3 separate regions of the Homo sapiens genome follow, and all the other regions are linked to region 1. A link is a loop called in an ENCODE intact Hi-C map of the cell type or tissue named here. Cell type or tissue: Calu3. All regions are shown on one strand. Each heading gives the region's core, and the rest is flanking DNA. Links, peaks and the distances in the headings are about the cores only.

The links. A loop is a pair of places that touch in the nucleus more often than their neighbours do. Peaks named below come from ENCODE experiments on the same cell type or tissue, not always from the same donor. Only the 100,000 strongest peaks of a DNase experiment are listed, where the experiment ranks them.
Region 2: it touches region 1 in a loop (7-fold over the local background); 6 of 110 quality-filtered maps call a loop at or near these places.
Region 3: it touches region 1 in a loop (2.4-fold over the local background); 6 of 110 quality-filtered maps call a loop at or near these places.

The regions. Positions count from the first base shown.
Region 1 is chr1:91,727,477-91,738,412 of GRCh38, forward strand. TGFBR3 (transforming growth factor beta receptor 3) reads right to left here. Exons shown (of 17, transcript NM_003243.5): 5 at 7,300-7,483; 6 at 2,329-2,497; 7 at 183-330. Among named protein-coding and RNA genes, the nearest start is that of TGFBR3, 150 kb to the right of the region's middle. RefSeq lists enhancers at 5,056-5,350, 9,279-10,478. In Calu3, for the core only: no CTCF peak of the experiment used is centred there; DNase peaks (open chromatin) are centred at 4,555 and 5,235.
Region 2 is chr1:91,821,123-91,832,058 of GRCh38, forward strand. The region is part of intron 2 of TGFBR3 (transforming growth factor beta receptor 3); the gene reads right to left. It also overlaps the pseudogene RN7SL653P. Among named protein-coding and RNA genes, the nearest start is that of TGFBR3, 60 kb to the right of the region's middle. In Calu3, for the core only: no CTCF peak of the experiment used is centred there; DNase peaks (open chromatin) are centred at 6,089 and 6,789.
Region 3 is chr1:91,506,243-91,517,178 of GRCh38, forward strand. It overlaps CDC7 (cell division cycle 7), which reads left to right. Exons shown (of 12, transcript NM_003503.4): 3 at 1,612-1,695; 4 at 2,020-2,155; 5 at 5,355-5,448; 6 at 5,539-5,681; 7 at 6,816-7,065; 8 at 7,706-7,801; 9 at 8,577-8,755; 10 at 9,552-9,634. Among named protein-coding and RNA genes, the nearest start is that of CDC7, 11 kb to the left of the region's middle. In Calu3, for the core only: a CTCF peak has its summit at 5,332 (motif pointing right); no DNase peak of the experiment used is centred there.

The DNA.
Region 1 (10,936 bases), core at 3,996-6,495:
AAGGCCATGTTTGAACAACCGCACCTATTTTATAGGAGCATGCTATTTTGCAAAGTGAAAAATAATTGACAGAGCTTAGAGAGTCCAAAGAGGCAGGAACTTTAAAAATAACACTTATAAAGTACAGCTTAAATTGTTGTCATTTATCTAAACAAAACAAAAGACATGCTCCACCAACTTACAATAATTTTCAGGCTTCCCTTAACATCAAAAGATTTGATCACCCAGTTGACAGACTTTTTGCACTTCAAGATCAGGATGAGATTTTTGACCACTTCAAGATCCTCTTGAGAAGGTCTTATATCAATTGTTATATCCACCTGGAAAGCACTGTGAATGGAAGACAAAGGCAAAGTTAAGACCTACATGCCAGAAAGTTGCAACTATCTCCCCTCTTCCAAGTCTTCATGTTTCTAGTGTCTGGCCAGTTGATTAAAAAGCTGGAGTTGATCCCAGGCCAATGACATGTGCAAAACAGATTGTTACTGCACACATAACAAAATTGTTTTACATAACAATAGAAACATATGCTTGCTGATAATTAGTCACTAAAGTTTTTCTCTTCTTTGATGGAAAAGAGGTGGTTACTTAATGCAGCCACTGTTTGAAGTGGACTTGAACGAACCAGAAGAGTTTACTTTTGAAGCAGTATTGTTGCTTTTTCAACCTTCAACACCTTCGATGTACAGGATTCCCATTTGGCTAATATGCTCAAATTCCTTCAAAACTGAAGTAGGTGGCAGTTTGGTGAGTTGGGGGCGGGGTGTTGGGATAAGGGAAGCATGGTGGTAAAAAAAAAAATTAGGAAACTTCAGAGTAAAATAAGAGACAAAAGGCTAAAGAATTTCTTGATTTATATAAGGTTTGCTTAAGTCATTAACAATTGCTACAGAATCGTATCTGCATTTACTTTCCCAAACTTCTGGATATAAGGTTATTAAAATAAAGAAAACAGATGGTCAACCAAGTGATTACTGGAAAATTGATGAACACAACCCAAACTTCTAAGAATTCGTAAAAAAGAGAATTTTTTACTAAACAATAACATCCCTGTCATTCTGAATTTAAGGGAACAGTCTTTCTTTCCATCTCAGCTTTACACACTTGTAAAGCATAAAATGCATGGTATACTCCAATGAAGCCTCAGGCCTGACGTCGAAGCACATTCACCAGACTGCTCCTATTCCCATTCCCTTTTCACTTTCTACAAAATTCTTCAAGTGGCCAGAGTGGAATCTTATCAAAACGATCTGTAGCTTACACGCTTTGAAAGTCAAACCCCGATTAGCATTTTCACCTCGAAATCCCTCTACAATATACATTTAAATTTTCAAGTCACTAGTCCAGATGCAAAGGAAGGAGGGTGAAATGCAGGCTCATGTGGGAAAAGAACCTACTTTTTCTCCTTTTTCTTTAATTCCCTAATTATTCTTGATAGGGAGGGTCGAATTTCCAATCCAGGGGTAGGAAGCTGAGAGGGAGAACAAGCGCACAAGGGAGAGGCAAGTTCTATCGAATGGCTTTTTGGTATGTCACCATGAAGGGCCACTCCAGCATACACACACACACACACACACACACACACACACACACACACACACCAAGCACACAAGGGAGAGGCAAGCGCTATCGAATGGCTCTTTCGTATGTCACCATGGAGGGCCACTCCAGCATACACACACACACACACACACACACACACACACACACACACACACACCAAGCACACAAGGGAGAGGCAAGTTCTATCGAATGGCTCTTTGGTATGGCACCATGAAGAGCCACTCCACCACACACGTGCATGCGCATACACACACACACACACACACACACACACAGATTTAACGCAAACAGCTCTGAGTGCCTAAGCGCTCTAAGGACACCACAAACAGAGCTTTATTAAAAACAGAAGGTTACTAAGATGATAATTATATTAATAGGGCATATTTTGTAATTTTCCTATCAGGGATAACCTTAGTCAGAGGTGATAAAGATGAAGGAAGAGTGACTGTGTCCTGTAATTAACACCCAGAAGTTTGGAACAGGCTTCAGGAATTCATCTGAAATATCTGGGATCTAGGGACAGATGCAGAATATAAAATATACCACTGGTGCCTTTACTCTGTTCTTCAAAGCTTCTGTGAAACACATCTGATGAAGCACACCTGAAGCATCAATGGCTACCTTCCCTCCTGCGTGAAGCATCAATGGCTCCCTTCCCTCCTGCGTAGGGGAGGGTGTAGGACGGGCTACACCTCTCCCTGCCTCAAGTCAAGGAAGATCTTTACTTTCATCTCTTGTCACACTCACACACTTAGACTCACTTACCTGTAGGGGTTAGAGTTGGGGGTGATTAGCTCGATGATGTGTACTTCCTCATTCTGGGGCTGGCTGGACATCACACACCCTTCTGCTGCTTTGGGTTGAAGGTACTCAGCAAGGTAATTGAGTGAGAGAAAATTCTTCCCTATGTTGCACTTTGGAGGGAACACTTGATCTGAAAGAGGCACAGGACAATCTGTCAAACCACTGAGGTACTCGGTAACCAGATTCAAAGGAAGGAGGGTGACAGTGAAACTGAGCAAATGGCAGACACAGGGAACCACGAGCTCAAAGGATGGTTCTTCGTCTGTGAAGTCCGCAACCACTGCCCTGAAATGCATCCTGTTATGGTCACCAGTGACCGCCTATTGACTAGCCCCCAACTAGGGGCCTCTTTTGGCTAAATCTTCTCCTTGCATGTTCTCTGTGATACTTCCTGTCCTCGTCTGTTTCCTCTGACCTATCTTTCACATCTCTTCCACTGGTTCCTCCTCTGCTCAGAATCTGTATAGACCCCAACCCAGAGAATCTGATTCAGAACACCCAGGCGGGGCCTAGGGAGCTTTCTTTTTTGAAAAGCTCGTAGTAGATTCCAATATAAACCAAGGCTAAGAACTTCTCAGCTCCTTCCTCAATCCCCTTTCTATCTCATTCTTTTTCTAGGTGATCTCAATCACTCCCATGGTTTCAACCTGTACCTAGATCATGACTCCTTTTCTGAGCAGTTGACTTATACTGTCATCTGTCTACCAAGCATCTCCTATCTAAAAATCCAATACTTATGTATTTCATGGTCAGCGTATTTAACATTCAATCCATTCTATCCCCAAATGCACTCCTCCTTGGATATTTGTTATTTCAACTATCAGGAGAAGCAACCACCTAATTAATCCTCCGACACCCCATGTAGAATTAATCTTTCCCTCATATGTATTCCTCACAGCACTTTATACTCTGAAGATGAAAGGTAGGAATTTGGGGGAAATAAAGAAGGCAGACTTTCACTCTTTCTCACAATCTGAACACAGACAACTCAAGTTTATATGGCACTTTACAGTTTACAAAGTGCTTTCGCAAACATTATCTCACTGTGCTGAGAGTTGCTCACCACCTCCACCCGGGAAAGTGATGCAAGTACCAGAATCTGAAGACACTCCCACAACGGCACATGCCATTTACACAGCACGGCGGCTGATGGGATTTCCATCCACGGGCTTAAATATTTCAACAGAACTTGAAAGAAACTGCTGGCAGTGTGACAGCTGGGACCAGTGTCAAGGAAGTTCTAGGTGTAGCATGCTTTTTTCAGAAGGGATAATTAATCAGAGGCCTGGCACTACTATAAAACAGACTTCTGCCTTTTCCATTTTGAGGACAGGATGCCAGGGTTCAAGTCCACATGGAAGTCTCACTTTGGAGTAAGGAATCCAACCAGGGGGTCCCAAGACTGGGTTGATACTGTCCCTCCCCCTCCCCACTTGTGCAACCTCCCTTGTGCTGAGGTCCGCAGCACACACTGGGGCATCATGGCTCTGGCCACCACAGCACCCCCAGCACCACCCCAGAACAAAGGGGACCAAAGCCTCTGTTTGTCGGCTCGTTGCGAGAGAGCATTGGGTTTGCACTCTGCAGTCTCCTCTAATTCCCCTCCCCCTCAGAGAGAAAAGCTCAAGGCTCCACTGACTCAGGCTGCTAGAGCAGCCTCCCTCCACATCTGCTGAGGGTTTTGCCAGATGAGCAAATGAGGTATGCACACCGTGCAGCTGCAGCCCTGCGGATGCCTCCCCCACATCACAGGATGGAAAATGATATTGGAACGGCAAGGTTGAAATTTAATTAAGAAAGAGCGTCTATGGGCCAGGGACAGGACAGTCTGGAACTCAAGAGACTAGGGCCCTCCTGGGATTGTGGCCGGCATATCCAGTTCATAGGTGTGCCTGGCTTGTATCTGGCACATAGTGGGCATATGGTATAGGTTTCCTGAATTAACAAACAATGATGTGAGATTTGAGACAAATAACAAAATATTCACTCATGTGAAGCCACTAGGAAAGGTCTAATTGTTCAAAAGTTGATGTTATTAAGGGCTCTAGTCCCAGAAGCCATTGTCACTAAGTTGAATAAGCTGACCACTTTTGTTGTGTGTGGTTTCTCCCCCGCTCCCCAATGACTTTCCGAATGCCTGGCATCAAAACTTATACCGAGTGCCAAGTAGAAAGGAAACCACAAAGGGGAATTCCCGGGTAGAAACCTGGCAAGTTTGGGGGCAGGGGGAGTCACATGCTTATTTGTATTTTAGGGAAAGATTGACAAATGACTTTGAGACACAGAAGGATATACTCTGAGAGCAGGAATGAACCTGGGGGGTAATGCAAACACCTCATTTTCCTGCTGTGGAAACTGAGGCTCTGGTGGTAAGTCAATGTTGCTTGAAGCCTCGCAGCAAGACCAGCTGGGATAAGAGCAAAACTCTTAAATTCTTTCATTCTGGGTATATAGATGAGAGCAGTTCCCAAACGTCAGCAAGCATCAGATCTCCTAAAGGGCTGATTGAAACACTGACTGCTGGGTCCCACCCCCAGAGTTCCTGATTCAGTTGGTCTGGGTTGGGCCTGAGAACTGGCATTTCCATCAAGTCCCCAAGTGATGCGGATGCTGCTGGGGCAAAAACCACACTCTGAGAACTGCTCGGGTTAGAGCAACCAGGCCTCATGGCCTGCGATCGCTGGGTACAAGAAAGGTAGAGCCAGGTCGGATTCTGGGAAGTGGGGGATGAAGCTTGCTCAGTGCAGTCTGAGCCGTGGTGATAAACATATCACTTTATGGTCCACTGACCTCACCAAGGAACCTCCTTTCCCTACTGCTCCTCTCTCCACGGCATGGCCCGGTGACTCATACTCAACTGGTGGCTGGAGTCAAGTTTCAGGGGTTCCGAAGGTGTTACCAAGGAGTTAACAGTTTTTACTGCACCAGACACAAGGTCCTTTAAGTTGGCTTCCCCTACCCAGTGTGCACAGGCTGAACCAGTTAAGTGACAACCCGTGGCTCTCAGGGTAAGTGACTACTGTGCTTAGAAAGAAGCTCATGCACTGCCGAGAGAACACAGTCCAACATTCTAAATGTTATTATAACAAATTTTCTTATTCTAACAAATTCCAAGGGGTAATCAACATTCTTTCATGCTACTAGAATTCTGCTTCAGAAACGCGGCCCGCTGGCCAGGGCTTAGAGTCTTTATTAAAAGAAATTTTTCATTTTGTCTCAATGGGATTTGACCTCTGTTATTAGCTACCTATCATGAGAGTACAGAAACAAACTTAGACTTTTTGAGCCCAGCCCTCCTCTAAGTCCCCTTCTCTCTGCCTCAACTAAACAAGGATGTTCATCCAGGTGGACCACTTCCCTTTTTGAGTTATGCTTATTTGGCTAGGACTTAAAGTACAGCTCAGGCAACAAGCGTTAAACTCAAGAGTCAGGAAGCCTGGGTTTGTGTTCTGGCTTTGTCACTTGTTAGTAACTTGGATGTGAGCAGGTTCACTTAGCCCTCCACTAAGCCCTCTGTAAAACGGTGGAAATGACATCTTCCTCCTGGGGTTACTGTGGGGTTAAGTGGGATGCACGTGAAGGCCCCTGAAATGGCTTCTGCACGTAGCATCCTCTCCGACGTCCACGTCCACCTTTCCTGCCTCTGTCTCTCACACACTTTAAAGCAGCCCAGATCCAAATAAGAGTTGGGATCAAGTGTTCACTAACCCACCCTTCCCTGTCTTGTCTATGAGGAGGTGACAGCTGCTGTAGAATTTAACAGAAAGCAGCTGGATGCTGAAGACCTTAAACGCAGTGTTCACACAATCAGCCAGCTATAACAAGGACCCATTCACAAGAGTTATTTCCTAGTAACTTATGGGGGTTCCAAATATACTCAACTGAAAATAATGATTTTTAAAAAAAGGTCTGGCCAGGTGCGGTGGCTCATGCCTGTAATCCCAGCACTTTGAGAGAACAAGGGAGGAGGATCTCTTAACCAGCAGTTCAAAACCAGCCTGGGCAACACAGCAAGACCTGTGTCTACAAAAAATTGTAAAAATTAGCCAGGTATGATGGCATATGCCTGTAGTCCCAGCTTCTTGGGAGACTGAAGCAGGAGAATCACTTGAGCCCTGCAGGTTGAGGCTGCAGTGAGCACTGATCGCACCACTGCACTCCAGCCTGGGCAACAGAGCAAGACCCTGTTGAAGGAAGGAAGGGAGGGAGAGAGGGAGGGAGGGAGGGAGGGAGGAAAAGAATGAAAGAATGAAAGAATGAGAAAGAAAGAGAAGGTTTTTTGTTTTTGTTTTTGTTTTAAAAAAGGCTTTCAAAACTGGGTTTCTGGATATTTCTATCCCTTTGCAATGCAAGGAAATTTAAATAGGCAATCTCTTATCAAGACCCTACACTTCTTTTCTCCAATAATTTGTCCTTGTAATAGTCATTTGTACTAAAAATATATTTAAATACTTTTCCTTTGCTATTGTCCAAAATGTAACCTATGTCTCAGCACCACAAACTGACACAGGCTTCAAACGTTTGCAGAACACAGGTAAGAGGAAGCCACCTGCTGACCCATTCATTCTGCCAGCTCTTCCACTCCATCAGTCATCACCTCCTTCCCACACCCTCAGCTTCTCACCTCCACTTACTTTTTTTGACTTCTGTGCATGGGTGTCTTCTAAATCCCACACAACAACCTTCTCCTCTCTCCCCCTGCTCCTCCCTGTGTTTCACTTGGCCATAACCAGGCCTGCTTCCCCAGGAGGAAAAAAGAAGGGAGGGAATATGGGGGGCGGTGGAGAGGCCTGGGGCCAAATGACCCCTCAGGTCCCTTCCAGGTCCAACATTCTGTAATTCTGTGATTCCTTGCCCTAACCACCTGGTTTCAGAAAAGAAAACAATTGCCTGTCATAAATCAGTCATTAACTGAAGCCACATAAAATTTACCTTCCCCCACTTTAATATAAATGTTTCTTGCTATCTTGAGTTCGGTGAATGAAGTAACTGCTCCATACTCTTTTCGGGCCCAATTTAACAGATGTTCATTTCCATGGGGGAAGTTCCTTTCTTCTGTTTCTGCTGTCAAGGAGAAGTTTGCTGATGAAAACTGGACCACAGAACCCTCAGACACCTAGAGGAAAGAGAATTGCGTATTTAACATGGTGCAGTCACCGGAGCTGAATCATAATTAGAGAAAGTACTTCTCAAATCGAAGTGCTTGTAAATCGAACCTCTTCCCTTTGTTATACAAGCAGATCAGCGTTTTTAAGCAGCGGATTCAAGGAATAATCCCAAGCCTAGTCCTCCCAGACAAAGGCAAAACTACCAATGCAGGATGTCCCTCTGAACTCTGAAAGAACCTTGTGAGGACGGACTGCATTGCACATTGAGTAATCGTAAGAATTATCACTGCTATTTCCAAGAAATCTAAATCGAAGACCAATCTTACAATGAATGTATTTCAAGTCAAGTGGGAAGCCTTGATGAATGTTCTCGTGGGCTTATAAAAAGCTTCAGGATCAAGACAAGTGATCCCAAAGTCCTGCTAGCAACTGATCACGACTTTCAGGTCTTCCACAGTTGCAGCATCTGCCAACAGAGTCATCACAATAGGGAAACAGCGAGAGTCCTCTTGGTTTATGTTCACCTCAGCACTGAGATAAAAATGGCCAAAGGTTGCCAGCCTTTCTATCACATTGCTCTATTTCATAAGAGTGAGATGAATGTTTGTAACAGTTTATTGTGTAAGACCCCCAAATTCCCATAGATAATGAAGTCAAGAGGCTGTTAAACTGATCTAATAAAACTTTCAGGATGACGTATGCAAGTACCTCATTCTTGCTGAATGTATTTAGACCACTGCTGACCTAGCATATCATGGTATATGTGTAATTAACACATCCAAAGGAGGAAAATCATCATCTTGTTGCTGTGCTATAATCAAATTTAGTTGCTGGTGAAAATATGTATGCCATTTTTGTTGGCTAGCATTTATAAAATAACTGATTTTTTCAATGTCAGAGTGAAACCTCAAAATGTGGGCAAGAAGGCTCACAAATTCTCAGGTCATAGAACTATAAATGTCTTGTATTAAATTTCACATGAACCATTTATTCATAACGAAAAGCATGCAGTTTCTGAAGTAAGACTAAGAAGCAAGTCGAGGGCAGGGATTTTATTAGTGGTTCTATCACAGCAGCATTTTTAACACACACAAAATTATATTTTCCCAGCTACTGTGCTAGGCATTAATATTTTCTATACAATTATATAAACGTATCTTCTAAAAACGCTGGCAAAAAAAAGTACTTCAATTAATTGATTCCATGACCTACTAATGTTGCAAGCTGAAAACTAGAATCACCTGAAAAGTTTCTAGATATCCTGATGCCCGGGCCACACAGATGGTACAGAGCTACATGTTCCACTCTGGTTTTGTTTATAACTGGCATCAGGACATTCAGAAATGATCGTGACTACACTTGACAGCACTGATACGTAGTAAGTGTGCAGTCAGTGGTAGCTGTGTAGAACTACACAGGGCTCTGTGGAAGCCCTGAATTAATCACTAATAAACTCGGTGTAAACCAAAGCTACTCACAACAGCTACCACTGACTGCACACTTACTACGTATCAGTGCTGTCAAGTGTAGTCACGATCATTTCTGAATGTCCTGATGCCAGTTATAAACAAAACCAGAGGGGAACATGTAGCTCTAACCTTGTTTTGACGTCGCCTGAATAAGAAAAAAATCCTAGGTCATTTTCCTGCCAAAAAATAACCATGCCCACCTAAGTGTAACTTCTCTGAGGCTTAGCTACTCATCAACACTGAACTTCCAACAATGTTTATCTAATTTTTTGACTTTTGCACTGTAGTAAAATCTTCCTTTCACTTGTACTAAAAAGGCATTTTTATCAAGGCTGTCACCAAAACCCACAACAGTCCAGAGGCCTTTGTCCCACTGCCAGCACAGTTCTGAATGTTTAGACGAGAAACCCTGGATGTTCTGCTTCTTGTTTCTCATTCATGTTGTGGCCATAAACTACAGCAACCCTATATACATTATACACAGAGTACGTTTTTCAGAGCGGAAAGCGGGATGTCACACTGGTGCATTCCAGAGGCAAGAAAGCAAACAGCACAAATACAGAAGATATCAACGGCAACTCCGAATTGTGTCCTGAAGTAATTAAAGAGCGATGCCGTGATGAAGCTGGTGATGGGGCTGATTCGTGGAGGAGGAACAACTCCCTCTGCTCCCTCCAGGCATTGTTGTCCTCACGGGCCAGCAGCAATAAGCTTCATACACTCAGGGCTGAGGAATTTGGAACTGGAGTTAACTGCCACTCCTCAGGCACATTCCAATAAGAAGAAAGCAAAGCTGCAGTGAGGTGTCCCTGACTGCAGGTCAGTGGAAATTTTCAGCTTCAGCAAGGAGTGAGCTAGCACTCCCCTCCTGACTGCCAGCTCTCCTGACCCTGACAAGGCTACAGCTGAGTTTTAGAAGGTGTTGTTTTAGAAGGTATTGTTCAGATGTTATTTCCATCTGATTTGCGGAACTGTGAGGCAGGCTACGGTGACCTCTACAGCAGAAAAGCGGAAACCTCAGAGAGTCTAATGGCCTACCCAAGGCCAGAGAGTCATGCACCAGGCCCAGACCAGAACTTAAGACTTCTGACTCCTGGTCACAGCTGGCCTCTGCTTGCACCCTTCCAGAAAGAAGACCTCACTAGCTCCCAAGACAGCAGATTTCTGTTCTGTTAGATTCATTTTTTATACACTAGTCTGAGCCATGCCTACTAGAACAAAGAATTCCTTCGTCTTTCTTCCATGAGACAAGACTTCAGGTGTTTAAAGGTGTCATCTGACCTCAATCACATGTTTGCTTTTTCAGGGCAACACCCCTAGCTTCTTCAGTTCTGCCCCAGATACCCTGGTTGTCAGAGCGTCAACAGGATAGTCTCTGAAAGACGGTGTCGGGACAAGATTCAAGGTCTCCAGGTATGGTCTGAGAAGCATACTGTGATGGTTCATTTTATGTGTCAACTTGACTGGGCCACAGGTGCCCAGATATTTGGCCAAACATTATTCTGGGTATTTTGGTGAGGATGCATTTGGATGAGATTTAAATGTTAGTACATTGAGTAGGGCAGATTTCTCTCCCTGACATGTATGGGTTCATCCAATCAGTTGAAGGCCTGAATAGAACAAAAAGCTGACTCTCTCACAAGTAAGAATTCTACCTGATGGCTTTCAAACTGGAACATCAGCTCTTCCCGGTGCTACAGCAGCCTACAGGCCTTCGAACTGGAACTGGGGCACTGGCTCTGCAGATTTTGGACTTCTTAGCCTCTATAATTGCATGAGACAATTCCTATAATAAATCTCTTTCTCCATATATGTGAACACTGCATGAAGCATCCACATTAGCTTTGGCATCAGCTGAACCCTGCTATGATCTCATATTTACTAATTGATATAGTTTGCATATTTGTCCCCACCTAAATCTCATGTTGAATGGTAACCCCCAACGTTTCACATGGGGCCTGGTGGGAGGTGTTTGGATCATGGGGGCAGATC
Region 2 (10,936 bases), core at 5,061-7,560, 95 kb after region 1:
GGTTCGAGAGCAACCTGGCCAACATGGTGAAACCCTGCCTCTACTAAAAATACAAACATTAGCCAGGTATGGTGGCACACGCCTATAATCCCAGCTACTTGGGAGGCTGAGGCATGAGAATCACTTGAACCTGGGAGACAGAAGTTGGAGTGAGCCGAGATCATGCCACTGCACTCCAGACTGGGTGACAGAGATAAGACTGTCTCAAAAAAAAAAAAAAAAAAAAAAAAGTAATGGCAAAAAACACAATTACTTTTGCACCAACCTAATACATTCTTAATGCTTTTACTGTGCAAATGTGTTTTTGAATATTACTTAGATAATTAAAAATTTAAAAATATGCTCTACTTTATCATAAAAATAATTCTGACCAAAGCCAATGCTAGTTGATTGGTTTCTGCTCTACATATCTTATTTTAAAAATCATATGTGGTTTAAAGGAACAATCTCAGTGTCTCTCTAGGAAGCAGAGAATCCTGGTTTCCTCCACTTCAGTGACAACGCCCTCTCATAGACCTGAGAGCTGTGGCCCAACTTCCTCCTCCTCTGTGGTCAGCAACTCTACGGACCTGGGGCCTTGCCTGGGTAGGATGCTGTAGAGAAAAGACCTGGCTTTGAATCCTGGTTCTGTCTATACCATCTGAAACTTTGCCTTAGTTTTCTCATTTGTAAAATGAAGACATCTACACTTTGTGAGGATTACATAATGCATGCAAATATACGATACATATTAAATGGTCAATAAATGGCAGCTTTTATCTTTACTATTATTAACCAGGTTAGTCTCTAGATTTCAGTATCAATTCTCCTCTGTAAAGGGAGGGCCTATCATTTGATTATTTTGAAAGTTCCCAGCTCTAATAGTCTATGAACATGTGCTATAGAAGACAATGGACAAATATGTGCTAAATAGTGAAGCCAGGTGGCTGAGACCAAAGAGACCAGACAAATGGCTAAGCAGAGCTTTGGCAATAGTGTGACTTATGTGACCTATTACCATATGGGGTAAGAGGCAAAGAGGATAAGAGAAGTCTTTTCAATCCCACCTAGAAGCCTTTAGAATCTGGAGAGATGATAGACAAACCGCCACATTTATATTCTTCTACTGCCAAACAGAAAACATTTCCAGTATCTCCTAGTGCCCGCTGTAGGCTGAGAAGAGCAAAGCATTAAAAAAAAAAAAAAAAAAAAAAAAAAAAAAGATGAATCTTAGTGTGACCTTCCCAAACATAAACTTCATTTTCCAGCCTCACCAATCTTTTAGAACAGAAGATCAAGTCAAATCCCTTTAGAATCAACGGGTAATAATATCTCAGCACATCTAATCTATTTTGGGGGCTCAGTTGAAACCCCATCTCCTTTATTAGCCTTCCCAAATCCTCCTCACTAAAAGCTATCACTCTCTTTCACTTCTCACAGACTTTGTTCTTCAACTCTATTAATTTCTGCTTCACATTAGTTATTTGCATGCCTATTTTATCTCCCTTACAGGGCCATAAACCCCCTTACAAAGCTGAATAAGGGCCGGGTATGGTGGTACACGCCTGTAATCCTAGCACTTTGAGAGACCAAAGCAAGGGAATCACTTGAGTCTAGGAGTTCGAGACCAGCCTGGGAACATGGCAAAACCCCATCTCTACACAAAAATACAAAAATTGGCCAGCGTGGTGGCACGTGCTTGTAGTCCTAGCTACTTGGGAGGCTGAGGTGGGAGGACTGCTTGAGCCCAGGAGCCAGAGGTTGCAGCGAGCCAAGATCACACCACTGCACTCCAGCCTGGGTGACAGAACTAGATAGACCCTGTCTCAAAAATAAAATAAAAATAAAGATGAATAATGTCCTATTTAGTCGCCCATTCACAAGCCTTATTGAGCACCTATCTAGATGGTAAATACTATATAAGGTCCTGGGGATACAGAAATAATAACGCATTTTCCTTCTTCAAGGAGCTCACAGTCTAATGGGAAAGATAGGCCAGTGAACACTCAATCATCAAGGTGTTAAGGGAGCCTGGAGGGGGAGCCTCCCTAATTCACCTCAAAGAAGGGGAAGATGAGAAGGGTCAAAAAAAGGCTTCCTAGGGCAGGTGATATCTGAGGTGATTCTTAAGAATTAATATAATCTACCCAAGCAACATGGATAGGAAATGATGAATCTGTATTAAAACCAACATAGGTACACATACTTTGAAGAACTGCGTGGCAAGTTCTTATAAAGTTACATACAACTCAGCAATTACAGTCCTAGGTATTTACTCAAGAAAACTGAGGACATATGTCCAGAAAAAGACATGTTTATAGAGGTTCATAGCTACTTAACTGCATAATACTAAAAGGAAACAACCTAAACATCCATCAGCAGGTGAATGAATAAACAAATTGGGGTATATCCATACCGCGGAAAACATTCAACATCAAAAAGGAACAAATTACTAATACATGCAACAACTTGGCTGTTGATTCTCAAAAACATTTTGCTGAGCAAATAGAAGTCAGACACAAAAGAGCACATGAACTTCTAGAACAGGCAAAACTAATCTATAGCAACAGAAAGCAGATTAGTAATTGCCTGGGACTGGGGATATGGACTACAGGGAGGCTGAAGAGAATGAAAGGGGTGGAGATGGATAATAGAAAAATTCTCTGTATCTTGATTGCAGTGGTGATTGCACAGGCATATGTATTCATTAATACTCATCAAAATGTACCTTTAAATGTGTGCAATTTGCTGGGTGCAGTGGCTCACGCCTGTAATCCCAAAACTTTGGGAGGCCAAGGTGGGAGGGTTGCTTAAACCCAGGAGTTTGGGACCAGCCTAGGCAACATAGCAAGACCCCGTCTCTACAAAAAATACAAGAAATAGCCAAGTTTAGTGGTGCACACCTGTAGTACCAGTGACTCAGAAGGCTGAGGTAGGAGGATCACCTGAGCCTGGGAGGTTGAGGGTGCAGTGAGCCGAGACTGTACCACTGCACTCCAGCCTGTGTAACAGAGCAACACCCTGTCTCAAAAATAAATATATAAATAAATAAAGTGTACATTTTAATCTATATAAATTATACTTCGATATAAAGTTGATTTTAAAAGAAAAAAAGAGTATGTAGTACAGAACACAGACTCTGGAGCCAGACTGCCAGCTCTATAATTTATTGGCTGTTTAAGAGTTAACTAGTAATGGCATTAATATTCACACTGCATTAATATTTAGATTATAGGCAAAGATCTGGAAGTAAGAAATGACATGATAGTATGAGGACTACAAACAGTTTGGTATTTAGGGAACATAAATCAAGAGGAAAGATGTGAAAACAGATGAGGCCAGAGAGACAGACAGCCGAAGGCTGCAAATCTCTTTGCCCCCACACCTAAGAAAGAGCATCTGACATGCCATGGGTGCCCATTCAAATGTTTATTTTCATTGATGAACATCCATTGAGATACCATTACACACCCACTAGGATGACTAATTCAAAATGACAGATAATAATAAGGTTTGCAAGCATGTGGAGAAACTAGAACCCTCATATATTGTTGCTGGGAGTATAAAATAATACAACAGGCCAGGCGCAGTAGCTCACACCTGTAATCCCAGCACTTTGAGAGGCCGAGGCAGGTGGATCACGAGGTCACGAGTTCGAGACCAGCCTGGCCAAGATGATGAAACCCCATCTCTACTAAAAATACAAATATTAGCCGAGCATGGTGGCAGGCACCTGTAATCCCAGCTACTTGGGAGGCTGAGGTAGGAGAATCGCTTGAACATGGGAGGCGGAGGCTGCAGTGAGCCAAGATCGCACTACTGCACTCCTGCCTGGGTGACAGAGCAAGACTCCGTCTCAAAAAATAATAACAATAATAATGCAACCACTTTGAAAAAGAGTTTGGCAGTTCTTCAAAGGGTTAAACACAGAGTAACCATATGACCCAGCGATTCTACTCTCAGACACATATAAATACAAGAGAAATAAAAACATAAGGATGTGCTTGACTCTGGCCTTGGCCAAAGCCATACTTCCCAGAAAAAAGGGAAAAAACATAAGCCCACACAAAAACTTGCATGTATATGAATGCCCATAACAACATTATTCCTCATATCCCCAGACAGGAAACAATGCAAACGTTCATTAACTGATGATGAATTTTTTAATGTGGTATATACATAAAACAAAATATTACTTGGCCATAAAAAGGAATGAAATACCAAATACATGCTGCAACATGGATGAACCTTGAAAACATGCTAAGTGAAAGAAATTGGTCACAAAAGGCCACATATGGCATGACTCCATTTCTACAGAATGTCCAGAATAGGCAAATCCATAGAAACAGAAAATAGATTAGTAGTTACTAGGGCCTGGGGAAAGGGAAGAATAGGGAGAGATTGCCAATGGATAAAGAGGTTTTTTGGAGGATGATTAAAATGTTCTAAAATTGACTGTGGTGGCAGCTGCACAACTCTGATAACATATTAAAAATGATTGTACACTTTAAAGAGGTGAATTGTATGGTATGTGTATTATATCTCAATAAACTTGTTATAAAATGTGCAATGAATATACTATCAATAGTCCACTTGTGGTTAGGTTCAGTGGCTCACGCCTGTAATCCTAGCACTTTGGGAGGCCAAGGCGGGTGGATCACCTGAGGTCAGGAGTTTGAAACCAGCCTGGCCAACATGGTGAAACCCCATCTCTACTAGAAATACAAAAATTAGCCAGGCGTGGTGGTGGGTGCCTGCAGTCCCAGCTCTTCGGGAGGCTGAGGCAGAACAATCCCTTGAACCCAGGAGGCAGAGGTTGCAGTGAGCCCAGATAGTGCCATTGCACTCTAGCCTGGGTGAGAGTGAGACCCCATCTCAAAAAAAAAAAAATCCACTTGATTCAAGCAATGTTTGATAAAAGTTAAACACAAAGGAATACGAAGTATCCTTTTTCGTTCAATTTGCTGAAACCCATATTAAGTCCCTGCTATGTGCCAGCTACAGTGGCCACAAATAGTAAGACAGAGTGCCTTGGCCTTAAGCAGCTATACTCCCAGAGTCGAGAGAGAGTGACAGGTGGAGTCAGGATAGAGAGACAGGTACACAGTGAGGTAGCACATTAGAGGGTCCCCTAGAAGGCTGCCGAGGGAACGGAGGAAACACAAACAAGGGCCATGATCGCCTCTTCATTACCTTGTCCAGTACCTTATCCCTAAGTTATGGTCCTGTTAGATGTGCATTTCTTCTATTTTAAGTCCCGCTCACATTTATATTTAGTAGGAGGCCGCTGTGGTGAGTGGTGTGACTGATTCTCCAGCTGACTGTCCTAAGCCAATCACTGTAACTCCATTACTCTACCAGGGACTGATTCAAGGATGGGAGGAAAAGCTGAGTCAATTCAGCCAATGATTGCAAAGAGAGACATACTGGGTGTCTGGGGAAAGAACCTCTCTCGCTCTTAGCTGAAGCCAGCATTGCCCTTCCTGTTTGAAGGAGCAAACCGATGGCTCCTGACAGCCATTCCTAAGCACCAGCACATCCTTCTTCAGCTGAAGATGACCCTATGCCAGTAAAGCAAACAGACAAAACAACCTAAGTATTAAATAAAATTAGTCATATTCCCATTTTCTCCCATCCACTATTAAAAAAAAAAAAAAGGCCTGGCCATGCCACCTGATGCCTGTCTCCCCTCCCTGGTCTGGAGGCACCTACAGAGCAGGGGGCCAGGAGTTCCACGGGTCTCATTTCCTCCCGTCAGAGCCTAGCACTTAGTCAACCACTGCAAGTCACATATTTTGCAAGAACGGAAAAGCGATGAACAGAGAGTTATCAATCTGTTGTTATACTCAACCCCAAACATTTTTAAAAGCAGATTTTAACGGAGAAAAAAAATTACCTACAGGCCTTTCCTATTAAAACAGATGAACATAGTTGCCTTTATTGATTCAAGCAAAGACCACATTTTACTGAGGAAAACTTTCTGTCCCTTGCCCTCTACCTATTCCTGTGGTGCCAACATAGAAAATGTCCTGGACTTCTAGGGAAGGTAAGCTCCCGGGGTGGGGACGCCGTAGGTGTGATGTAAAGTGCCAGGCATGAGGCTGGCATTTGATGTTAAGCGCTGTAGCAACGATCACAACAACAGAACCAGCGGGGCGTGTACAGGCTGGCGGTTACGACATGGAATGGTACTGGTTTCTATTCTCAGCATGTGTCACTGACTTACTGACAAGACAGTTAAACATAAAAGGGGTCCATTATCAGTGGTAACTGGGATCAAGTCCTTGGGATAGCAGGAATAAGAAAAATCCAGCAGTAATCCCCAAACCTCCTGTTTCTCAAGAGTTTCAATTTCCTGCTCCAAACCTTTTCAAAAACTGCTATTACCAAAGTAAACTGATTTAAGTTGACTGTTACTTCCTTTCCGTGATGTGACAGCCCCAAAGGATGAGCAGGGAGAGACAGGCCCCCATTATCCTCCACTTCTTAAGGCTTCTTTGTATGCACGCCGCATGAGATAATTCATTAACGAAGAAAAAGTTACTGGTTATGATAACACAGTCCCTGGCACACAGTAAGCACTTGGTAAATGTTTACTGAATGACTACAGGAAATATCTGAGTGCTGGACAGAGGAACAAAGCCTCAACTCTCCCAGGTTTACTTTTTTAGCCAACCTGTTAACAACAATAATAGTGCATGTCATCAAAGAGCTGGAAAGGAGCTGGCTTCAGTAAGGCTGCAGTCACTCACTACTCAGTGAATGAATCGATCCATTCAGTTTCTCTGACCCCCATCCAGAATACAAGGTAGTTATGGCCAGCACAGGCATAACTCCCAACGGACTTGTTATTAACCACACTGGGTAACTATGAATGGATGCAGAGACACCAGTTCAGTTCAGCTGCAGACTGTCCGGAACATTATCTTGGTTAATCATCTACTCCAGGGTACCGGCTCTTCAGATCACGCTGAGGTCTGCTTCTCAAAGCCTGACAGGATCAGAACTGTACAACCTCTCACAGTCTTCTTTATCCCTTCCCCAAGATAACTCGTCATGATCGCTATAGAATAAACCTGAAAGGGTTTACTTACTACCCTAATTACAATTACTCAGGGTGAAGCACTGGATTCTCCTGCACCATGAAGAACTTTCAAATGTAACCATGCACACCTCCTCTTCCCCTAACTCCACACCCCCGTCAATATTTTGGCTTCATTAACTAGTCAAAGGAAAAAGAGTTTGCCAAATGGCAAACTCATATTTCACACAGGTATCTCAGCCAAGACAGGAAGGAAACATCAAATCCATAGCCCAGTGTATAAATGTTCAGCACTGAAATGAATGAAAACGAACAGGACACTTGTGGTTACGCTTTGACTTAAATCCTTAGTTAAAGGGAAACTAAAGCTGATCCAGTTCAGTTTATCAACAGGAGAGTTCATAAGGAATTATCATGAGCAAACAGGGGCAGCCACCCCCGAAACTGTAGTTGCCTTAAGCAGAAACGGAGGTGCAAGTGAACTTAGCTGTGAAAGGGTCCCTCTGGATGGTCACCTCCACAGAAGCAGCAGCTGCTCAAGCCCCAAGGCACACTACTAAAGTTAAGGAGTGAAAGGCTGCTGGGGTAGAGGAAGACCGAAATTCTTCCAGGAAGGAATTCTAGTTTAAGCCTGTATTACTGTCACTGCAGTTCCAGGACCCTCCCACTGCAGGTCCCTCTCTCCCAATTCCCTGGCATCTAGTCAGACCAGGAAGAGCAGGTGAGGGACCTCAAGGACTCCTCAATGCAGTGAGTGGGTGTTTGAAGCTTTAAGGCTAAAGCTGACTTATACGTACGTGAAGGAGTCCCTCTTTTTCTGACCATCTTCCTGGGCATGTGTCCTGCTGGCAAATCACCAATGCCAGCACTCTCTACCTCCCAACCCCGCCCCCTCCACCATGACACCTGGGCCATGACCCAAGCAGACATGCAGTAACAAGGCACAGTGTGGCTGGGCACGATGGCTCACACCTGTAATCCCAGCACTGTGGGAGGGTGAGGTGGGCAGATCACTTGAGGTCAGGAGTTCAAGACCAGCCTGGAGAGCATGGTGAAACCCCGTCTCTTCTAAAAATACAAATATTAGCCAGGTGTGGTGGCACGCACCTGTAATCCCAGCTACTCATAAGGCTGAGGCACAAGAATCACTTGAACCCAGGAGGCAGAGGTTGCAGTGAGCTGAGATTGCCCCACTGCACTCTAGCCTGAGCAACAGAGCGAGACTCGAAGGTCTTCAAAAAAACAAACAAACAAAAAAAAAAAAACAAGGCATGGTGTGGGGAAGAGAGCCACAGGATGGCATCAGAAGACCCATGCACTGGCTGTGGTTCTGACAAAGTGACACCAAAGGGCACATATGCTAGAAGGGTCCAGCCATAGAATCATAGAACCTGTGAATACCAGAAGCACCCAGAACATAGCAGTCCCCTCAAAGGAAGCTCTGAGATTCAAAGTGTGCTCCAAGATGATGTCCATGGCTCACCAATTCCCATGGAGAGTTAAAACTACCAAGGATGCTTTGGACACAAGAAAACAATCACTATGAAAGCAAGGACTCTAAGGGGACAACAAACTCCAAACTCAGTTGTTCCAGACAAGGGGTTTTTTTTTGTTTTGTTTTGTTTTGTTTAGAGACAGGATCTTGCTATATTGCCCAGGCTGGAATACAGTGTCTATTCATAGGCACAATCCCACTACTGATCAGGATGGGAGTTTCGACCTGCTCCATTTCTGACCTGGCCAGTTCATCTCTCCTTAGGCAATCTGGCAGTCCCCTGGGAGTCCCCAGGGAAGTCACCACACTGACGCTGAACTTAGTGCAGACACCTGATTGGCATAGTGCACTACAACAGCCCAGAACTCCCGGGCTCAAGTGATTCTCCTGCCTCTTGAGTACAGACCCAAATGATCGTTACAGTTTACATAAAGGCAGGGCCTGAAATAAAATTTTCAAAAAGCTAGATCTTTGGTACTCAACACTCTTTCCATCTAAAACCAGAACTAGAGGCCAGACCTGAGCAATACAAGGCTGTGTTCCAAAAACTGCCAATACTAGTACCATGTTCTTTGCCTCTGTCTTTCTCTGGCATAACCAAGATCAGCTCAGCCTGGCAGGGTTATGCTTGGTGAAGAGGGATACAGGCAATCGGGACTTGGTGCTCGTCCCCAAGGGCAGAATACTTCCTGGCTACTTGTGTTTGGTATGTCTTTGTTTTGGTTTAGCCCTGGCAATCTGGCAGGCAGTCGATTTCCAGGGGGAGCTCTGTCCACGGTATGGATGCCCCAGGCTTGAGGTCCTCATTCATTTTCATAAACAAAGCCCAGTTGCCACAGTGACTGGTGCTGCAAGCAGCTGCTAAATAACAGAGGTCACCCAGAGCTTTCTCTGGGTTCTACAGTCTGTTCCTAGGCTTCTGTGAACAGTGAGTGGGTCAACGGGAGCTGCAGTCATACCAGCCAGTACTTTATATGGGAGTCTGCCCCCTGAGGAGAAACTCCCAAGAAAGCTGCCAGATACACAAGTGATTTCAGGTGGGGTCCAATACCCCACCCCTGACAGATCTCGGTCTGGGGCACAGGAAGAATGAAGGGCATAAGGAGTAGCAACTTCCTCCTTGTGGCTTCAACAGTCCCCAGAGCAGTGAGAGGGCACAGGGTCAGAGCTTGGTGCAAAAGGAATGATCCTGGAAAAGTGAGTGTGGAGTTGGGCCAGTGCTGCTTCTGCACCCTGTGTGCCGATCAGACGCTTTCTCCCTGTCCCACTTAGGTGGGAAACGGCTCTCACCACCCCCATAGCAGGAAGCACAACACGCCTCCCACCCAGTACACACAGGTAAAAACTTCTGGACTGGAGTCCCAAAGGTCTCTTCAAGTTAGAAATCATCACCATTGTGTTTCCACCTCCCCAAGGCAAGCCTGTCCAAAGGCCACAAGATCTGCTAGACCTCACAAGCTGGGGCACAACCTGCACCATGCCCACCTGCCTGGGTTGTTCATTTGTTAAAACCAGTAATAGTTTGTCTTTTACTCTGCAAAGTACAGCTTCTGTCCTCAAGGTAGATCATTTCAGACAAAAACAATTTAAAAAAAAAAACTGCACTATAAGGCAGGTCCTCTTCGCTCTTGCAAAACCAAGTCACCTTGGCTAGAGCCCAAGGAAGCTGTAAAATAGAAGTGAGCATAAACGTCACTTAGTCTTTAGACTCATTCCCATGTTAACATGGAATAATAAACATTCTTCGACCCCAGTGCCAGTTCCAGAAATAAGTGATCATTTAAAACTTAAGCAAAATTAAGGTTTACCATTCCCAGAAACATATGCTTCTGTCTTTATCAACCATGAACCAACTAAACCACTACAAGGAAAGGAAAATGGAAATGAAAGGTCCCTAATTCGCAGTGTAACTCAAAGGTAAACCTGCAGATTTGGGTCAAACACGCAACCAGGACCCAAATGTTTTATACACAGGATTTTTTGTGTTATTTCCACCACTGTAGTTTATTACAGGCCAGAAGAAACCTAAACAGTTAAGAAGTTTGTCCTTAGGCAAATAGTTCAATAATTTAGACTTCAAAGACTCCATATTAACCTCTGTTTACACAAAGTAATGTGTTTCCTTTGCCTGCTGAACATCAAAACACGTAACAATTAATTACCTCTATTTTTGAAAACGACGTAAGTCCTGTGAAATATAATAGCCAACACATTTTAAGCAGAGGGAAAAAAGCATGTTCAAAATCTGCTGCATTCTCTGTAGAGACAAAGTAATAACAAAACATCCATGGAATTTAATTAACATAGAAAATTATTTAAAAACAAAAACTTTTCTCCTTAAAATTGTCATTTTTCTTTCTGTATTATCTATTTTTTTCCATGTTGCCTTATGAACACAGTGAATCTAATAATAGAGCAGA
Region 3 (10,936 bases), core at 4,337-6,836, 220 kb before region 1:
TCTTGCCTTGGTCTCCTAAAGTGCTGGGATTACAGGCCTGAGCCACCGCCCCAGGCCACATTGTATTTCATTGTCTCTCAGCCCTCCCCCTACCCTAATCATCCAAGCCTTTTTTTTTTCTTGTTCCTGTCTTTACAGACGTAGTTAATTTTTCCTAAAATGTTTTCTTCCACTTTCACTACTTGGTGAATGCTTCAGAACAAAACTTAGCTGTCAACTGAAGGCTTCCTATCACCTTCAGAAATCCTCCCCAACCTAGTAGTATATACATTCTTTTATTACAGGTGTCACCTTGTATTAAGAATGATAACATGTTTCCTTTACTAGACCAAGCTCTTAGTGGCTGCATCAAATTTATTGGTTTTTTTTACATACCCATTGCTGAGCATTTTTTAAGACAGCGTTTATTTAAATGAATTAGTTCTAGCCAGGTGCGGCGGCTCACACCTGTAATCCCAGCACTTTGGGAGGCCAAGGTGGGCAGATCACTTGAGGTCAGGAGTTCAAGACCAGCCTGGCCATTGTGGTGAAACCCCGTCTCTACTAAAAACACAAAAATTAGCTGGGCGTGGTGTTGCGTGCCTGTAATTCCAGCTGCCCATGAGGCTGAGGCATGAGAATCTCTTGAACGCAGGAGGCAGAGGTTGCAGTGAGTGGAGATTACATCACTGCACTCCAACCTGGGCAACAGAGTGAGACTCCATCTCAAAAAAGAAAGAAAATTAGAAAATATATATAATCAGCAACACCTCTGTGAAATTGGGCAAATGATTTAACCTCCCTGAATTGAGTTTCCTTATCTGAAAAATCAGGATAATCATTCCTGCTCTGCCAAGTTCACAGTACTGTTAGGAAGACCTCAAAAGATACTGCATGTGCCGGTGCTTTGAAAATGTCTTAAACTTATGCTATATAGGGCTAGTAGAGCCTAGATACTGTAATAAAATCTGAAGACTTATCTAGTTCTCTTCTGTATCCAGTAGTTTACTGGGTTTTGTATTATTGCCTCCCCTTGTTTTAACTATGTACATTTTTATAAAGAACTGATACTTATTTAAAAGTAGCAATTTATCTGCAGTCAAGGATAGAGGATACTACTGGCAATTGGGACAAATTTTTAAAAATACTTTTTTACATGCTTGAGAGCTTTAGTAGGCCTTCTCTCTGAAAATATAGTGTGAATATTTAATACATAAAATTTTACCAAGCCTTTAAGATTTTGTATCTTTACGGGAAATAGTTTTCAAGAACATCGCAATGTGTCCTTGTCATGCCATCTAGTGATCACAGCACAAATTGTTTAGTTATTTTAAAAATTTGGTGCTTTTTCATGTTGTAATCTCTACAGTAACAATGTATCTCTTAGTATATAATTCCAGTATAGTAGAAATTTGGTGTATTTAATTCTGGGACTGTCATTTTTGTCTGTTCAAGAGGTGTGTGTGAGTTATAGCAACTTGATGGGTTTTAATCTTATCACAATGTTATTAAAACTTATGTATAATTAATTACTCATATTTTATAATTTATTTCATTGAGCTTTTTAAATTTTAAGAAACTGTAAAATATACTGTCATTGATTAAAACTCTAAATTTTTGTTTCCTTGAAAGGTGTTAAAAAAGATATTGAGAAGCTTTATGAAGCTGTACCACAGCTTAGTAATGTGTTTAAGATTGAGGACAAAATTGGAGAAGGTAATCTGGGGATATGCTTTTACTATTTTTACGAGGTCTTTTTTCCATTCTATTTTCCTTTTTTAGTCTTGGTTTTCATTACTATTTCTTATTGAAAAATATACCACTTTTTAGACTATTAAGACCATAGTTTTATTACTAATTATGGTAACAGCTTTTCTTTTTCAACCTTAAAGAAAGAATAAATAATAAATATTTACTGTAAAATGAAGTCCTGTTTTAATGTATTATGCCATTGAAACAGTTTTTACAATCTATCTTAGAATTGTTTCATTAACATTTTTAAAAACCAGATATTGAAAAATTTAATAAATTGTTTTACAGGCACTTTCAGCTCTGTTTATTTGGCCACAGCACAGTTACAAGTAGGACCTGAAGAGAAAATTGCTCTAAAACACTTGATTCCAACAAGTCATCCTATAAGAATTGCAGCTGAACTTCAGTGCCTAACAGTGGCTGGGTAGGCAATTTAAACATATTTTAATTGAACTTGTATATAATTTATAAGATTTTAAAGTAGATATTTAGCAGGGATGAGGGGATTATATGTGAATTAAATACATTTTTCAGTCAAGTGTTTGCAATTTGCTAGCACTTTCCTTCTAACCTTGCAATAGTTAGTTAAATTTATAGTAATTCTTTTAGATTGGATTTCCCTTGAGGCTCGACCTGATTTCCTGTCTTTTATCACTGCTTTTTGTAACCTTCCTGCCAAATCATAAACCTTGGCTTTCATGGTTTACATTATTTTGTAAATGTAGGGAACTCACATTTCACATTTCCCCAGCTATTGACGACCTCATCTAATATTTTATTTAGAATAACAGAATCATCTGGTATGGTTTCTCTCTGCTAGGTCATTTCTGTCAACATATGGACATGATTTAGAATCTTACCCTCCTAAACTGCCCTCCTTCTTCCACCTGCTCCATCATTTCTTTGTTCCCCCTTACAGCCAGACTTCTCAAAAATTATCTGCATACATTGTTTTCATTCCACACCTCTCTTTCACTAAATACCTATTGCGGCTGTTCTTCTCTATGCTAAACTGGAAACTATAGAGTCAATCATTACTCTAGGCATCATTTAACACAATTGACGTGAACCCTTGTCTTGACTTCTGTCCTGCCACACCCTCCTTGTTTTCTTCTTCCCTCATTTGGCCTTTCATTTTCAGTGTCTTTGCTAGCTCTTCCACTTCTATCTGACCCCTAAATATTGGAGTTCCTCGTGCTTGCTCTTAGGTTTCTCTGTATTCTTAGTGTCCTCCATTTCCACATGATCTAAAGTAATGATTCCCAAAAGTATATAGTTAATCTCAGACCTTTTATCTTAACTACAGGTTTGTGTATATCCACCTGCCTATTTAACATTTCCACTTGGTGCCTGATAAATATCTCAAACCTAAAAGACAAACCTAAACCTTAACATACCAAAAAAAAAAAAAAAAACACCACAACAAATGTTCTTATCCACCCGTCTCTGCAAATGGCCCATCTACACACTTGTTTGGGCCAGAAACCTAGAAATCATCCTCATTTTCTCTATTTCTCTCCTAAACCACATTAATCACTAAGTCCTAGCCATTTTGGCTCTAAAGTATATCTAGAAGTTCATCCATGTCTTTCTGTCTTCTCTGCCACTACCTCAGATGAAGCCTAGACTACGACTGTAGCCTGCTTCTTCCTTCTCCCCTTAATTCTGTCTTTACACAGCAGCCAGAATGATCTTTAAAATATAAAATATATATGTATATAACTTAAATTGGGTCATTAGTTCCACCACTTAAAATCTTTCAGTGGTTTCCCTATGTACTTTGAAAAAAAAATTCAACCTTCTCATGCCTATCTTCCCACCTCCCTCACTGTGCTCCATTTCTTTAGTTTATCAAATTTGTCTCAAGAGCTTTCTTACCTCAGGGCCACTGCCCAGACTGTTTCCCCATTCAGGAAGACCTCTCCCAGTCATTGCTTGCTGACCCTTCATCTTCTGATCTGAGCAAGAGTGAAACTGGACGCAGTAGTTCATGCTTGTAATCCCAGCACTTTGGGAGGATTGCTTGAGGCCAGGAGTTTGAGACCTGCCTGGGCAACCTAGCAAGAACCCATCTTTACAAAAAACTTAAAAATTATCCAGGCAAGGTGGCACACATCTGTAGTCCCAGCTACTTGGGAGGCTGAGGTAGGAGGATCGCTTGAGCCCAGGAGTTTGAGGCTGTAATGACCTGCGATCACTCCATTGCACTCCATCCAGCCTGGTCAACAAAACAAGACCCTGCCTCTGAGAAAAAAAAAAAAGAGTGACATTGCTTGAAAGATGTCTTCTCTGAATTAAATTAGATTCTCCTATTTTTTTTTATTGTCATAGCATCTTTAGATTTCTTTCAAAGCCCTTATCGTATTCTGTCATTATAAGTTACCTTGTTATTATCTGTATTGTCCACTAGATAGTAAACTCCATGAGGACAGAAATTCTGTAAATTTTATTCACTATTGCATCACTAATGTCTATAATCCCTAACAGCAAATAACAGTGCCAACTAAATACTGAATGAATGAATAAGCCTGTTTGTTTCAGCCTTCTGTGTATTATAGAAGACAAGAAAATGAGATGGCCTCTATAAAGAATGCTTGCATACATTCTTGTACCCTAAATATGATCATTTCTTTTTCTATATTTTTAACTGTCTCCCTCTACCACTTTTTCTTTTTCTGTGCTTAAAAAAGTACATGCTAAAAATGCCTTCATCTGATCTTACAATGCAGTCAGGCAAATTGTCTTCAGGCTCAGCTTCCATTGTGTTATATTTTCCTTCCTTCTGTTTTGTTTCTTCCTTTCCACTTAAATTGCTGTCTTAAAAATTACCAGTTAATTATTCTTTGCCTAACTAAAAGCCTTCCCTCAGTTGTTATTCTCTTTGACTTCCATGCTAATAACTCTTCCTTCAAAATTCCTTTCTTATTTGGCTCTCTAACTTGGCTTCTTCCAAGCTCAGTTTTCTTTTCTCGCTATTAATTTTCATGTCTGTAGGTATCACTTCTCTGCAGGTACTCTCACTGACTTCTCACTTGTCTTCTCACTTAAGGCTTAGTCCCTTGTCTAGATAACTCTATCAAAATGATGAGGTCTGGTTTTAGATGCTTCTTTTACTGGCTTCTCTACTCATTTTTTGGTATCTCTATTGTTTTCTTACTCAGGCTCAAAATCATAGAAATCACCTTTGTCCTATTTTCCTCTTTTATGAAGCAGTGTAACATAGTGATTAAGAACATATATCTGGAGCAAAATGCCTGGGTTCAAATCCTGGCTCATTGATCTATTAGTTTAGTGACCTTGATTTATTTATTACTGTTACCATCTTATCTGCTAAGTCTTATTAATCTTTTCCCTTTTTTCTCATTCTGCTGCTTCCCCAGTCACAACTATAATTACCTCGTTTGAATTATTATAGTAACTTCAAAACTGGTGCCATTTTTGTTTTAAAAGAAAACTTTAACACGAGAACACAAGTCACTTGTGTTTATATTATGTGATGATGATTTAAGTCAGTTTTCTAGCAATATGTATGCATTGCTAAAATTGCGGTTTTTAAAATTAGGCATAAAGTTTCAGTCCCTCTGACCTTTCTTCTAAAAGTTCCTTGTGCATTTTTCCACTAGGGGGCAAGATAATGTCATGGGAGTTAAATACTGCTTTAGGAAGAATGATCATGTAGTTATTGCTATGCCATATCTGGAGCATGAGTCGTTTTTGGTAGGTTTTAATATTTCTTGAATTTTTATTAGCTAAATATTTAATTGCAAACAATATTTGTAACTCATTTCATTTGTAACTTTGTTTTAGGACATTCTGAATTCTCTTTCCTTTCAAGAAGTACGGGAATATATGCTTAATCTGTTCAAAGCTTTGAAACGCATTCATCAGTTTGGTATTGTTCACCGTGATGTTAAGCCCAGCAATTTTTTATATAATAGGCGCCTGAAAAAGTAAGTATGAAGAGTTACTAGAAAATATTTATCCTATTTCTTTTAAAAAACAATTTTATTGTCTATATTTAAGGTATTGAACATGATGTTATATATAGTACAAAAGTTACTATTGTGAAGCAAATATTTATCTCAGTTACCCATCTTATTTTTGTTTTTACGGCAAGAGCAGCTAAAATTTACTCATTTAGTATGAATCTCATATACAGTACAGTTTTATTACCTGTAATCTTCAGAGTGTGCATTAGGTCTAGATTTATTTATCCTACATATCTGCTACTTTGTATCCTCTGACTTATATCTCTTAGATATAATATAACATACTGCAATAGCCATGCACAGATTATTTCTGTTTCAGTTTCTTTGTGATTGGAAAGGGAAATTTGGTGATGAAGAAGATAAAATTGTATTAGTGGAATAATGTACATTATTAGATGTACTATGGTTCAGTGGAAATAGCATGAACTAACAGACTTAGAGTCTAATAATTTTTGACCTTAGACATGTCTCTTATCTCTGGACTTCATTTTTCTTTTCTAGTAAGTGAGGGGATTGGACCACATGATAGCCAATTTCCTGTTTTAACACAAAAGTTTTATTTTTATGTATACTTTTTAATGCTGATTATAATTATAGAGAAATTATAAGCTAAAAATAACATAAATACCTCTATATAATGGATCATATTAAACATAATAATATTATAACTTCTTTTTTGAGCTTTTATATGCCTGACTTTTTAATTTTCTTTAATTGGATCAGATTTTAAAACCATGATTTTAATTTTTTTAAGCTTTCTTAACTAGAAATTATCTGCTATGATGCCATCTCTGCCACCATCAGAGAACAACGGACTGTGTTTATGTTATGTATTCCTCTTCTGCCTTATTAACACAGACCACTGGAAAAAGAAAATTTGATTGTGGGACAACTCTTAATTTTCAATCCTGGTTAGCTGTTAAATTCTTACTTTGTCTGGAAAACTTATTTTTTTTTCTTTTTTCCAGAATGTTATAAATTCCTAATTGATCCCAAAAAGAATTACAGTTTTTATGAGGATGGTTTGAGAGTATTACAATGTTACTAAGCTTTAATTGCTACAGATAAGTAAAAATGCTTAATTTTGTCTCTTAGGTATGCCTTGGTAGACTTTGGTTTGGCCCAAGGAACCCATGATACGAAAATAGAGCTTCTTAAATTTGTCCAGTCTGAAGCTCAGCAGGAAAGGTGTTCACAAAACAAATCCCACATAATCACAGGAAACAAGATTCCACTGAGTGGCCCAGTACCTAAGGAGCTGGATCAGCAGTCCACCACAAAAGCTTCTGTTAAAAGACCCTACACAAATGCACAAATTCAGATTAAACAAGGAAAAGACGGAAAGGTTCTATCTCTTTTATTTCTTAAGTACCGACACTGTTTTAGAAATATACTCCTTCAACCAACAGAGGGAGATAGAATACTAGGATAGTACTTATAATTTAAAAAACTTTTTTTTGCATTTGTTATATGTATTCATTTGATTAAATTTTCACTAAGATTTGTACTGAATCATTTTGGTTACTATTTTAAAACTAAAATTTACTTTGTCAGTTTATAACATCTGTCATTAACTATTATGAAATCATATTTTATGACAAAAATGGAAAATATTAAATTTTCCCTGCATGTTAAAAAGTTCAGATTAATTATCCTTTTTAAAAGAAAGCATTAGTTATAGGGGAGGAATTCTGAAGTGTCTATCTCCATTTTAGCTGCACAGCAAAATGTAACATCCATGCAGGTGGTTTTTGAATTTTTTTTTAGTTATATATATTTGTGGACTATGATAACATTGTATGGGTGTTGAGTTCTGTCTAGACTATTTTCTCCTTTCACAGAAGTGGTTTGGTGCCTGAGAATGACTTGGATGCAGCTGTTTTTGTTTCATCTCACTTAACTCTTTCAAAACTATGGCAGAGTACAGCTGGCAGAAAGTGTTACAGATATAATCCTTATTTTCCTTGTTTTTGTTGGTATTGTAGGAGGGATCTGTAGGCCTTTCTGTCCAGCGCTCTGTTTTTGGAGAAAGAAATTTCAATATACACAGCTCCATTTCACATGAGAGCCCTGCAGTGAAAGTAAGTAATGTAGCTTAATAGCATAATGGTCAGTCAGTCATACACTGAAGAGAATTTAGGTAATAACTAGATTAACATTTATTATCAGAAATTTTTTTAAACTAGAGTTTGGCTTTGGCAGAAGGTATTACTGCTTTAAGCATTTAGTCAAAACTTGTTTTCTCCAGTTTTTTTCTGAACTTTTCTGGTGGAATTTTTTCTCATTTTTGGTTAGCTATTACTGTCTTTCTCTAGAGGAACATTTAGAACATTAAGGGCTTTCTGTCATTGCTAGAGTGTGAGCTCCATACAGTTAGCTAACTATTCTGACACATAGTTGATAGTGTAAAGATGTTTGTAAAGTTAACAAAATCATCATCAATGTAGATGATTTCAGATTGACTTATGATATCTTGTGACAGCTAGACAGCATGAGCAACAAATTAAAACTGTGATTTTAGCCAACGTACTTGTGCAGTTTACAGTTCTGAAATGGAGTTAGACACTAGAACATAACTGTTTTATACTTCTGTAATATATCAGGAAAAGTTCTAATAAAGTATAACTCAAATATTGGCCAAGCTAGGACTAATTAGTAAATTTTAATATAAGGTGACTTTACAGAAAAACCCAAGAAGACCTTAAACATTTTAATAGACAACAGTTTATTTACAGTCCAATAGCCATTCAGCAGTTTTTAAAGTTATGCTTCCGCTATTGCTTTTTGCCATACTAGCATTTTAGGACATCATGTTTAATATCATGAAAATAGAAAAATGAGACTTTTCTTTTACAGCTCATGAAGCAGTCAAAGACTGTGGATGTACTGTCTAGAAAGTTAGCAACAAAAAAGAAGGCTATTTCTACAAAAGTTATGAATAGTGCTGTGATGAGGAAAACTGCCAGTTCTTGCCCAGCTAGCCTGACCTGTGACTGCTATGCAACAGATAAAGTTTGTAGTATTTGCCTTTCAAGGTAATGTGTTTTGATGGTGTTATAAAATCACCAGCATGCTGCCATTAGAAATTGCATTGACTTGGGTGGATAATTTTGTGAGTGCAAGGGATCAGTTCAGATCAGTGAACTGCAATGGGCCTTGATGCAGAGCAGTAGTATGTTGAAGAGCAAATGATAACAGTTTTCATATATTATTTATTTAATATGGATATACTCTGGAAAACACATTTGCTCTTATATGCAAATAAGTGGGACGGGGTGGCTTTTAGAAGCTTAGAATCACACATTTTGATTGCTGATGTAGTCTTTTCTGTTTTCTCTTTTTATTCCCGCTTATGTGGAGTAACCAGAACCAAATAGTAGAGCTCCTCTTTTACTCCCACCTCCAACTCTTTGACTCATAAATTTCTTCCTTTCCTTCAAGGCTTGGCTTTCATAAAGCCTTTCTTGATTAACTCAAATATATAAGTGTATCTGTGATCAATTACTCCAAACAAATGAATTTTTATACCTGTGAATTGCTATTGGGTTCTATTTTTTCTATTATGGCTCTTATTATCCACTACTGCTTTTTATTCTTGGAGGTTATTTTAAACCTTTCTGGAGTAAGTCCGGGGAACTAGTAGAGGGGGTAAAAAACAGAAGAAGAAAAATCTAGGATTTTTATCACACTAGATTATCATTTACTTTATAGTAACACTTATTATATAGGTATCAAGGCAAAATTTACTGTGAACTAAATTGATGAATGTTATTTTTTAGACTTACATAGTTCAACTTTAACATAACTAGAGAAATCTTATTTCATCATAAGGCGTCAGCAGGTTGCCCCTAGGGCAGGTACACCAGGATTCAGAGCACCAGAGGTCTTGACAAAGTGCCCCAATCAAACTACAGGTATGTTGTACTGGAAATACAGAACCTAGTTAAAATGGATTGTTCCAGACGTATTTTATTTTATGATCTTTGTCTATTTATAACTAATATTTGAGTTCTTCTGCTTTTAATTATGTAAGCAGTTCTTGCAGTGTGGCATTCCTATTTTTGAGCTAATGCTATTCTTTATGAAAGTTTTTAATCCTAATGTTGCCTCTCTTTTTTTGTTTAAACAGTTTATTCCATAGATTACATTTTGCGTATTTATTTACAAGATGATCTTACCATCTTGTAAATAAATACGCAAAATGTAATCTGTGGAATTTTGCTGACATCACCTTTGTGGGGGAAAAAATTATGTTTAATAGTTTTTGCCAGCCAAAGACTTAAAGCATTTTATTTGCTTGCTTAATACCTCAAAAGTTTCCTGTGATGTAGATATATTTGTGTTTGATTAAAATTACTTTTGTTATTATATAAACAATATAATAGCAGTTAGAAGGTTTTGAAAAAGAAAAATGTCTTCCGTAATCTAAAAACTTACCATGGAGCTGGAATCCAGGAAACATCTTGAATGAATAGATGAATCCTGCTATTCACTTGGATTATGGGCTTTGAAGAAATGTATTCATTCATTGAATGTCTGTTCTTGCTTGCTAATGATAACAAATAAATAAATGAGACCATCTGTTCACACTCTAGTCAGGACACCATCAAATAATTATAAAATAACCTGTTGAGTATGGTAATAAAACTTATTCAGGGTATTTAAGGAGTATCTAACTATCCTAACCCAAAGAGATTATGAAAGGCAATTCATGAAAGAAATGACCTCTTAGAATGTAAATTGGGCTGAGAAGTTAGCATAGAGGCATGAGCCAAGGAACTCAAGAAACAGCATACAGGAAACTAAAAAAGTTTCATTTTGGCCAGACGCGGTGGCTCATGCCTGTAATCCCAGCACTTTCGGAGGCTGAGATGGGCGGATCACCTGAGATCAGGAGTTTGAAACCAGCCTGACCAACATGGTGAAACCCCATCTCTACTAAAAATACAAAAATCAGCTGGGTGTGGTGGTGCGCACCTGTAATCCCAGCTACTCAGGAGGCTGAGGCAAGAGAATCACTTGAACGCAGGAGGCGGAAGTTGCAGTGAGCCAAGATCGCACCATTGCCCTCCAACCTGGGCGACAGCAAGACTTCATCTCAAAAAAAAAAGTCCAATTTTGCTAGAATATTAAGATGCAAGTTGAGGAATGGTGAGAGATAAACCTGGAATGAGGTAGACAAGGTCAGACCACAGTTGTTACAGTTTGGACTATAT